3 separate regions of the Homo sapiens genome follow, and all the other regions are linked to region 3. The links are chromatin contacts, found by Hi-C or POLR2A ChIA-PET in ENCODE. All regions are on one chromosome and are shown on one strand. The core of a region is the stretch at or near the end of the contact, and the rest is flanking DNA. Distances in the headings are between cores, read along the strand shown.

Region 1 (3,265 bases), core at 271-2,770, 270 kb after region 3:
GGGTTTTTTTTTTTTTTTTTTTGGGACAGAGTCTTGCTCTGTTTCCCAGGCTAGAGTGCAGTGGCATGATCTTGGCTTGCTGCAACCTCCGCCTCCCGAGTTCAAGTGATTCTCCTGTCTCAGCCTCCCAAAGTGCTGGGAATACAGGTGCGCGCCACCATGCCCAGCTAATTTTTGTATTTTTAGTAGAGACGGGGTTTCACCACATTGGCCAGGCTGGTCTCGAACTCCTGACCTTGCGATCCACCCGCCTCGGCCTCCCAAAGTACTGGGATTACAGGAGTGAGCCACTGCACACAGACTTTTTTTTTTTTTTTTTTTTTTTTGAGACAGGGTCTCACTCTGTCGCCCAGGCTGAAGTGCAATGGCATGATCAAGCTCACTGCAGCCTGCCTCAACTTCCTGGACTCAAGCGATCCTCCCACCTCAGCCTCCTGAGTAGCTGGGACCACAAGTGCTCACACCACACTCAGCTAATTTTGTAGTTTTTGTAGAGGCGGGGTCTTGCTGTGTTGTCCAGGCCGGTCTCAAACTCCTAGGCTCAAATGATTCTCCTGCCTCGGCCTCCCAAAGTGCTGGATTTACAGGTGTCAGTGACTGCATCTGGCCCCACGCTGGTTTTTAATCTGCTTCTACATTTAATACATATTTCTCCCATGCTGGTTTGTTTTGTTTTTGTTTTTTTTTTTTTGAGACAGAGTCTCGCTTTGTCAACAGGCTGGAGTGCAGTGGTGCGATCTCGGCTCACTGCCACCTCCGCCTCCCAGGTTCAAGTGATTCTCCTGCCTCAGCCTCCCGAGTAGCTGGGACTACAGGCACACGCCACCACACCCAGCTAATTTTTGTATTTTTATTAGACACGGGGTTTCACCATGTTGGCCAGAACGGTCTCGATCTCTTGACCTCGTGATCCACCTGCCTCAGCCTCTCAAAGTGCAGGGATTACAGGCGTGAGCCACTGCGCCTGGCCCTACGCTGGTTTTTCATCCGCTTCTACACATAATACATATTTCTATGTGCTCATTTAAAATTATTCCCAACTTTGACTTTTCCTGGAGAAACAGATCTAATCACAGACTCTGATCTTTAAATTAATTTCATACTGTGCCAGAAGCTCCATCCAGTCTGTGCTCCCCTGCCCCACACCTCCTTCTACACACACAGTCCTGGCTGAGGCCGGGTCACCATGTCTCTTGGCAAAGACATCTACCAGTGGCTGCTCGGTAGGGTCAACAGTAGGTCAAATTCTAGCTCACTTTTTGCAGGTTCTATGACCTTGAGCAAGATACTTAAAGTGCTCTGCACCTCAGTTTCCCTATTTGTAAAACAGGACTGGATGCAATTTCCACCCCGCAGGCTTGCTGCAAGCATTACCCGGGACAAAGTGAGGCAAGTCCTCGCTGGGGGCTGAATCCACAGGAAGTACTCAATCATGGGTGCTGACAGGAAACCCCAGTCCCCACACACCGCCCAAGGCTAGGGATGCAGCTGCTCACCGTTTCTTATGCCAGACCTCAGAGACCAGCTTCTGGTAGCTCTTGCACAGGGCTGGCTTCTTATCTGTGCGCACCAGGCCGCCACACTCCAAGAAGAACTGAGTCAGCGGCGGGCTGGGTGCAGGGGAGAGAGAGCCAGGTCAGGAGAGCAAATGAGGCATGCGGCAGTTTAGAAAGGGCTGCATAGCGGGGAGCCCTGAGTGCTCGCACAGGGAGCACAGTGGCCCTGGACCCAGAAACTCCTGAAGGTGACTAGAAGGCTCCTACCAGTTATGAGAAAATTGTATCCTCCAAAATTCATCTGCGAAGCCCTAACTCCCAGAGACAGGGCATTTTTATTTTATCTCATCTTATCTATCTTACCTTATTTTTTTATTATTATTATTATTATTTTGAAACAGAGTCTCCCTCTGTTGCCCAGGCTGGAGTCCAGTGGTGCAATCTTGGTTCATTGCAACCTCTGCCTCCCGGGTTCAAGTGCTTCTCCTGCCTTAGCCTCCCGAGTAGCTGGGATTACAGGCACATGCCACAATGCCTGGCTAATTTTTTTGTATTTTTAGTAGAGACAGGCTCTACTAGTTGGCCAGGCTGGTCTTGAACTCCTGACCTCAGGCGATCCACTTGCCTTGACCTCCCAAAGTGCTGGGATTACAGGCGTAAGCCACGGTGCCCAGCCAAGACAGGGCCTTTAAAGAGGTTATTAAAGTTAAAACGGATTGGGTGCGGTCAATTTTTCTTTTTTTTTTTGAGACGGAGTCTCGCTCTGTCACCCAGGCTGGAATGCAATGGCATGATCTCAGCTCACTGCAACCTCCGCCTCCCGGGTTCAAGCGATTCTCCTGCCTCAGCCTCCCCAGTAGCTGGGACTACAGGTGCGTGCCACCACGTCCAGCTAGTTTTTTGTATTTTTAGTAGAGACAGGGTTTCACCATGTTAGCCAGAATGGTCTCTATCTCCTGACCTGGTGATCCATCTGCCTCGGCCTACCAAAGTGCTGGGATTACAGGCGTGGGCTACTGCGCCCAGCCTGGGTGTGGTCAATTATTAACAATAATTGACCTGCATCCTGCCACCTGAGGATAGTTACTAGGAACATTTTGGGACATAGCCTTCCAGACTTTTCTACGCATTTGTACCCATTCCCTCTCTGCTTCCCGCATACATATACTGCATCTCTAACCTCCACTGGGTAGGAGAAGCACGTCAGACACAGGAGACATCCTTGGCCTCATGGAGCTCACAGCCTTATCCTTAATGGAAAATCGCATTTCTCCCATAAAACGGGATTGTACCATGCAATGCTTTATAACCTCCTTTTTCCCCCACTCACCAGATTCTGAACCCCTTCTTGTTTCAATGCATGTTGTCTTGTGCCATTTTTCCTGCACTTGCTGCAAGGGCTATGAGAATTTATACTCTCTTGCAGATGGGCCTTTAAATCATTTCCAGTAAACAACAGAGCACTGAGCCTCCTTGCACGTACAACTTCCCCAGCATCTCCGGTTATCTCCTCAGGATACATTCTGACTGGGAGGATTGCTGGGTCAAAGGGTATACATGCTTTCAGGCATTTTGCTGTGCATCCTATACATGTGTTTGTGGGCAACCGGCTGGGGGCTGCTACTGCTGCTGTTTCCGGGGCTTTGCCAGGGACAGCTCTCGGCCCTCGGACAAAGTGTCGACCTACCAATTGGACAGGGCCTGCAGGGCAGCGTTCATGTAGCAGGAGTTCCCGAGGTTCTTCATGCCCGTGAGGCCTGGGAAATAAA
Region 2 (3,301 bases), core at 317-2,816, 450 kb before region 3:
TGACTATAATTCTTCCCGGACATAGAAGGCCAACAAGGTGACTGTCACACATCAGCACAGAGCGAAAGCCATTACATATTAGTAGCCAGTGAGAAACAAGGTTCAGGACCCTGTACTGTAGAGGAGAGCACTGTAACACGCCAGCAAGCAGAGTGGTGGAAGGGGAGCTGGGTGGCATGTTCATCCATTACAGCCATGGGTGGATCTGAAGTCTAAGTAAGATGGATACTCACTACTGTACTGGTTGGCAGCTAGGCAGTAAAGTAACAATTCATCAGATAAAATTTTAGGTGGAACCACAGGTTTGGAAAGTTCTGGGATCCAATATAATGTCTATAGGAGCATCAATATATAACATGAAAAGTCAGTTATCAGGGAAACAGGTAGGGTTCCCTCCCCTGGAATACTGGAAAGAGATGTAAAGACCATATCTTCAAGCGCCCGAGTGAAGACCTTCTTCTAATACAATGACTCCTGTGGCTTTCTGTTAGGAATCAAGCAGTAATTAGTTATAGCCCAACTTTTAAAGTATCAGTGCGCTTACAATTACATAAGAAGAGAGGAGGACATAAGACACTTAACCGAGGAAGCTGAAGTGTTAGGGCTGACTTGTAAGTAAGTTTTAGATACAAATGAAGAACACGTTCTGTTCTAAGTACCATGCCAGAAGCCAGTAAGTATTTTTGGCAGGTCCCATATTCACTCTCTGGGGAAGCCTGGAGCCTTCTAAAACCCAGTTAATTTAACTTTGATTAAATGCACGACATTGTCAGACAGTAAAGTTTCAATGTCGGAATGAGGCCATATCATTCTCCCCAGTAGAGGCAAGCTTGCCATGAGAAATTTCTACATCTTGGGGACCACCCCCACACATGTAACACCTCCCTCTCTCACCTCTCCAAAGAGCACCCTCACATATAAGATGCCCTCGAGTTCCTTCTACTCAACAGAAAGTCTAAAGACGATGTTCCCCAAGTTTTAACAAGCTACTGGGCGTCAGACAGCTGCTTTATGTCTACACCCAGATCCTCCCCGTGGGCTTCCCGGACCCCTCCCCTCGCGAGGTTCAGAACCCCGCGCTAGCTACACTGTGGGTCCAGGCTGGCCGCTGGGGCACGATGGGGCCAGACGCTCTAAGCAAACCCTTTCCCAGCGACTTCAGGCACCTGGGAGACCCGCCCGACAGGCCGGGCCTGGGCCTCGCAGTGGCGCCTTATCCCCCCGGCTCCTCCCGGCTGTAGGAACTCCACGGAACGGCCCGGCCCGGCTGAGACGTCGGTTCAGGCTGCCTCCCGCCCCCCAGGCCCGAACCCCTCTTCCCCGCCCGCCAGGCCCCGCCTCGGGATCTCGTGCTCCTGCCAGCCGGCTGCGCCCGTACCTGCCGGACCCGGTGCAGGGCATCCACGAAGCCCTCGGCCTTCATCCCCACAGGAGCGCTCTGCCCCTGCACCAGCTCCGCCATTACCGCCCCCGCCGCCGTCGCCGCCGCCGCCGACGCCGCCGACGCCGCCGCTCGGCTCCCCGGTCCGGCCTCCCGCTCCGCTTGGGGACCCGTAGCCGGAAAAGGAAAGTCGCCCTACTTCCGGCGGAAGGGAAAGCCGGGACGCTCGCAGCTGGAGGAGTCGCGTCTGCGGGGCGGGGTCAGGGCACGTGACCTTCGACCGATCGGAAGTGGGGGCGGGACGGCAGCGCCGGGGTGGGCTCAGATCGCCAGGCAGCCGTGGGTCTCCAGGGTCCGGTCGCGACCCTTCCCTTCCCGGGCGGGATTTGGTCCAGGACCGTCGATGGCGTCTTGACAGGTCCCCGAGGCTTGGATGTGGTCCCGAGGTGTCCGCTGTCGGCCGTTTGGAATCTCAGAGGGACTGACGTGGCTCTCCCAAGACGGCACCCCGAACAGTCGTGGTTCATCAAAAGCCTGGTCCTGGGTAGCCCCTCCCTGAAATGGCTGTTGGTTGGGAATTTGGGGGCTGAGCGCTTTGAAAGGGCATTGGGACAGCATCACAGAATGTCAGTGTCCCACATTTGCGAGGAGTCCCGGGCCCCAGTTCTTACACTGCAGTTTGCATGAGGATGGGCCACCGCCACTTCCGCCTGGGGTTGTCTGGTGATGCCCCCAGGAGAGACGCGCCCACTGAAAAGCCAGCGTGGTGTCCTCTTACACGGTCCTTAACAAACTCTGGGACTCTGGGGGTGCAGGAAATACCACAGGACCGTCATTACTCCCATACCGGCTGAGTCACAACTGTATTGCAGGAGGCTTCTTGGAACGCCTATGTAACTTTAATGGAAGTGACCAGGTACAGATCTTCTACAGCAAGGAAGGAATCTTAGTGCTAGAATTCAGTTGAGCCTTTGAGTTGGCTCTTCTTATAAGTGAGCAAACAAGTAACAAGGTTTAGGGGGCGCCCATTTTTGTGTTAGCACGATTGCCCTCGTGTTTAATATTTCCCAAGCCCTATTATGATAAGGAGTTGGACTTAATGAAGAACCATGTTGTCAAACATCTTATGCCCATCTTGAAGTTGTGAAGGAGGATGAGCACCAAGAAAAGGAAATAAATAAAATCCAATACGGGCCGGGTGCGGTAGCTCACGCCTGTAATCTTAGCAGTTTGGGAGGCCAAGGCAGGCAGAACTCTTGAGCCCAGAAATTCAAGACCAGCCTAGGCAGCATAGTGAGACCCCGTCTCTACAAAAAATATAATTAGCTGGGCGTGGTGGCAAACACCTGTAGTCCCAGCTACTTGGGAGGCTGGAGTGGGAGGATCACCTGAGCCCTGGAGGTCAAGGCTGCAGTGAGCTATGATCACGCCACTGCAGTACAGCGTGGGTGACAGAGCAAGACCCTTTCTTGGGGAAAAAAGTCCCATATAACTTTCCTTGATGACCCCACCCTCACCCCTCACTGTGTCATTATGCCAAGAGAGCTTTGGGCATTCTAAAGAAGTATGAGGAATACTTGACCAATAACCAAAGTATAGTTATTTATTTGTTAATGACTTCTTTCCTAGACTGTGAGTTACTTTAGAGCAGAGACTTATTTTTCCCTGTATCCCTAGGGTGTGGCACATAGTAGGTGCTTAGTAAACTTATTTTGCATTCAATAATGCCAAGTAGAATAATTCATAGATTATGGCAAAATAAAAGAATTTGGCAAAATTGCAAGATTGAAGATTGCTTTCAGAAAAAATGTTCCAACCCCTGTTCAAAAGTACATAGCTTGCTGTGTTGTTGAAGTGCCAGCACGAGGAGGACCATGCCAACACATCCATTTATTGCCCATTCTGGGTGTGTTGAGCGTT
Region 3 (3,421 bases), core at 82-2,581:
TCTTCAACCAACAGACACTTGCTCAGATCCTGCCACTTCTGGGAAAGGCACAGCTGATGGGCCTCCTGCACTCCTCTCCACTGTTTAGAAGGAGGTGTTTCTTCCTCTGCATGGGGAGATGCTGTTTGGCGCCCGCTGGCAGGACCTGCCTTCCTTTACTGTTGCCGTGGAGCTGAGCAGAGAGAGCTGTCCCATGCTGCCTGACCCGCTGACAGCCAAGCAGAGCTTAGCATGGGCCGAGTCTCAGCCTCTGAATTGGGAAGAATTCAAAGGCTGCCAGGGCTGGGGGCAGAACACTTGATACCAGTGAACCAAGAAGGGAAAACTCTGCCTTAGGCTAATCATCAAACACAGCATTGACCTGGCTTATCAAATTTCAGTTAACAAGCAAATATGCTTAATCACTACTCATTTTTCTAGACAATGATGGCCCTTTCCCAGAAAATAGGACCCTAGAGTCATTCACTGTGTGACTCAGAAAAGCCCCTATTAGTGCTCAGATATAGGTCAAAGTCATTGTGCTGTGAAAAGCCACGCAGTTATCTGACGATAGAGGATGTCTGAGGATCATTAGCAGACTTAGAGATGACTCAGAAGATTCCATTTTCAGACGTAAGCGCCTGATGGCGGGCCTGACAGAAAGTCGGCCCCCTGTTCTCCCTCGTGAACTGGCCACGTATATTCCTAAGTTCTTGCCACTGAGTTCTTGAAAGCAGGCTCCAATGATGCTTAGTGGAACGGCAAGTTCCATCTTCCCTGACAAGACCCAGCTAGGTTTGGCAGATACTGTACTTCAAACCAGATCAGACAGCCTGGGGCTCCAGTGTCCGCTTCCTTCTGCTAAAAATAGAGGAACCACCCCTGCAGCCACGAAATGCTGAGAGCAGCCGACCCGATTCACACTGTGCTGCTTTGTGTTAGGCAAAGGGGTCAGGGCTAAGGAAGAGGGAAGAAAGATTTCTTACACGGACTCCATTTCCAAGTCTTCTTCTTCCTGAGAAAGTTGTAGGTAGGGGTTATCTGAAGCCGGACGGAATTTATACCCCGTTAGAACAAAGAAGACCAGTGTGGCCGTTTCATCCAGGAGCTGCAAGTTTAAAAACCACCCCAAAATAAAGAGATTAGCAACACTGTTCTTCAGAAAGCAGTGGAATTCAACAAACTGACATATTTCCCCACAACCCACCACTCGATGGTTCTTTACTCAGATGCCACTTCCTGCTACAGGGCATTTTCCTTAGACTTGCCGAGGCCTAAACGAGGAGTGTCCTGCCCAGGGCTGACATTTCCGAGGCTGTGCTCTGCTGTGCTTTCACCAGTCTTCATGGGTAGCTTTTAAGAGCTCACCACATACCCACTTCCTCCCACAGTGCCTACAGCACCCAGTGAGTTATTCAAGAAAAAAGTCATTTGGTGGCTTCCTCTAGTAGTTAAGCTAGTTCTAGTTTGTCGCAAAGATACTTATTATCGAAATAATAAAATGGGCAAAGAAGAAGGGCAGCCTGAATTCTAACTACTCAGCCCTGTAACTAAAGGAAAGGACCACATCTCATCTAAGTTCTAATGATTCAGGGCAAATCTTTCTCTACCTGAAGCTTTTCTCTTGACTTTTAAGACTGAAAACTAAAATCAAGAATGCAATTATTTTCAGATTCCTCATAGAATCCAGCAGCATTTCTGGACAAACAGATCATCTCAATTATAGGCCAGAAGAGATGGAAGGAGGCCAAGTGTGGTGGCTCACACCTGTAATCCCAGAACACTGGGAGGCCAAGGTGGGCGGATCACTTGAGATCAGGTGTTTGAGACCAGCCTGGCCAACACTGCAAAGCCCCATCTCTACTAAAAAAACAAAAATTAACTGGGCATGGTGGTGCATCCCTATAATCCCAGCTACTCAGGAGGCTGAGGCAGGAGAATCGCTTGAACCCGGGAGGTGGAGGTTGCAGTGAGCTGAGATTGCGCCACTGCACTCCAGCCTGGGTGACAGAGTGAGACCCTGTCTCAAAAACTAAAAAAAAAATTTTTAGTTAAAAAAAAGAAGAGATGGAAGGTCTTAGTGGTCATTCCCAGATAAATTAGTAACAACTGTTAAGTTACACTTCAAGACTTTATCCTCAGGCATAAATTCTCTGGCATTCTGCCCTGTGAGCAGCGTACCTGGTAGAGCCACTTCCACTGGAATGGAACAGCGAGTTTGAGGAGAAATGCAATGATCCTAGTGAAGTATATGTAACACACAATCTGCATGAGGAGGAAAGAAACAGGAAATCAGATCAACATTAAAATTAGGACACCACTTTAACAATTTGCTTTCACAAATGAACTAGGAAACAGAAAACAGAATCACTCAAAGAAAAGTATGTGACACTTACAGTGTGAATTAATACGTGCAGCGGAGAGACATGGCTACTCTGCTAGTTACACTTGAATTTCTTCTCTCTCTCCAGGTGACCAAGATATTGCTAACAGCCACACCCACCGGGAGCACAAGACACTTTAGTCAGGTTGTTCTTAACCCTTCCTCACCCTATCCACAGACATAAGCCCTTGATTTCAATCTCCAAAGATTTTATTTCTTATGCTCAGGCTTTGAGGAATATTTACCAGTAGTAATAGCAAAATAAAGCCACACAGGGAAATTACTGACTTCTGTCCTCTTCTCTGGCAGATGCTGCAAGCATTCGAGGTCCACACTCACAGAAGTACAAATACTACCAAGTTCTCTAGCAAGACAGGATGCCTTCATTTCTCCTTGCAGTGACAAAGACTCAATGTGCTGGCCACTAGAGCATGGCCTGTGCAAGGGGACTAAGCTCAGCTGGCCTGCTGGTCAAGGACCACTCATTATCACTGCATGCAACAAGAGAGGTTCTGTGATGACCTGTGCCTATTTGGTGGATGACATAAAATCCATGGGAAAGAAAAAATAAAACAAAGAAAGAAAAAAAAAATCAACCCCAAGTGGAGTGTCTGCTCTTGCATCTCTCTCTACCACTGAAGTCTGATGTTTGCTTGAGCAAAGGAACTGTCTGAAGTGACAATGCCAAACGAACAGATGAAAGACTTGGAAACAGGGCCGGGCGCGATGGCTCACGCCTATAATCCCAGCACTTTGGGAGGCCGAGGTGGGTGGATCACCTGAGGTCAGGAGTTCGAGACCAGCCTGACCAACACGGAGAAAACCCGTCTCTACTAAAAATACAAAATTAGCCAGGCGTGGCATGGTGGCGCATGACTGTAATCCCAGCTACTCGGGAGGCTGAGGCAAGAGAATCGCTTGAACCCAAGAGGCGGAGGTTGCAGTGAGCCGAGATCACGCCATTGCACTCCAGCCTGGGAGACAAGAGCGAAACTCCGTCTCAAAAAAAAAAAAAAAAAAAAGACTTGGAAACGTTCTTTCAAGACTCAGGAAGCAAAC

What was found. A loop is a pair of places that touch in the nucleus more often than their neighbours do. ChIA-PET counts read pairs that join two places held with the same protein, here RNA polymerase II (POLR2A). Pooled maps may share reads with other maps.
Region 1: a map of natural killer cell shows a loop between it and region 3 (3-fold over the local background). The contact joins two enhancer-like sites. A Hi-C loop is called at or near these places in 1 of 168 maps with a recorded cell type or tissue (natural killer cell) and 5 of 50 pooled maps. POLR2A ChIA-PET finds 5 or more read pairs at or near these places in 3 of 52 experiments (T-cell and activated naive CD4-positive, alpha-beta T cell).
Region 2: a loop to region 3 is called in a map of naive thymus-derived CD4-positive, alpha-beta T cell, with 7 times the contacts of the local background. The contact joins the promoter of FUBP3 here to the enhancer-like site in region 3. A Hi-C loop is called at or near these places in 1 of 168 maps with a recorded cell type or tissue (naive thymus-derived CD4-positive, alpha-beta T cell), 1 of 37 single-sample maps with no recorded cell type and 5 of 50 pooled maps. POLR2A ChIA-PET finds 5 or more read pairs at or near these places in 1 of 52 experiments (activated B cell).

The regions. Positions count from the first base shown.
Region 1 is chr9:129,861,531-129,864,795 of GRCh38, reverse strand. It overlaps USP20 (ubiquitin specific peptidase 20), which reads right to left. Exons shown (of 26, transcript NM_001110303.4): 8 at 3,184-3,253; 9 at 1,497-1,610. Among named protein-coding and RNA genes, the nearest start is that of MIR6855, 6.4 kb to the left of the region's middle. RefSeq lists an enhancer at 1,411-1,580. Within about 2 kb of position 1,520, at least 5 of the 41 ENCODE cell types and tissues checked have a DNase peak (open chromatin) inside an H3K27ac peak, as active enhancers do; they include natural killer cell, where a contact is called at or near this core.
Region 2 is chr9:130,577,842-130,581,142 of GRCh38, reverse strand. FUBP3 (far upstream element binding protein 3) reads right to left here and starts at 1,566. Exons shown (of 19, transcript NM_003934.2): 1 at 1,379-1,566. The coding sequence starts at 1,462. LOC100272217 (a long non-coding RNA gene) reads left to right here and starts at 1,649. Exons shown (of 1, transcript NR_027440.1): 1 at 1,649-3,301. It overlaps LOC124902286 (a long non-coding RNA gene), which reads right to left and starts at 1,303. Exons shown (of 2, transcript XR_007061818.1): 1 at 895-1,303; 2 at 1-484. RefSeq lists a silencer at 1,249-1,618.
Region 3 is chr9:130,126,306-130,129,726 of GRCh38, reverse strand. It overlaps GPR107 (G protein-coupled receptor 107), which reads right to left. Exons shown (of 18, transcript NM_020960.5): 16 at 2,161-2,244; 17 at 966-1,087. Among named protein-coding and RNA genes, the nearest start is that of GPRACR, 16 kb to the left of the region's middle. RefSeq lists an enhancer at 550-769. Within about 2 kb of position 1,331, at least 28 of the 41 ENCODE cell types and tissues checked have a DNase peak (open chromatin) inside an H3K27ac peak, as active enhancers do; they include natural killer cell, where a contact is called at or near this core.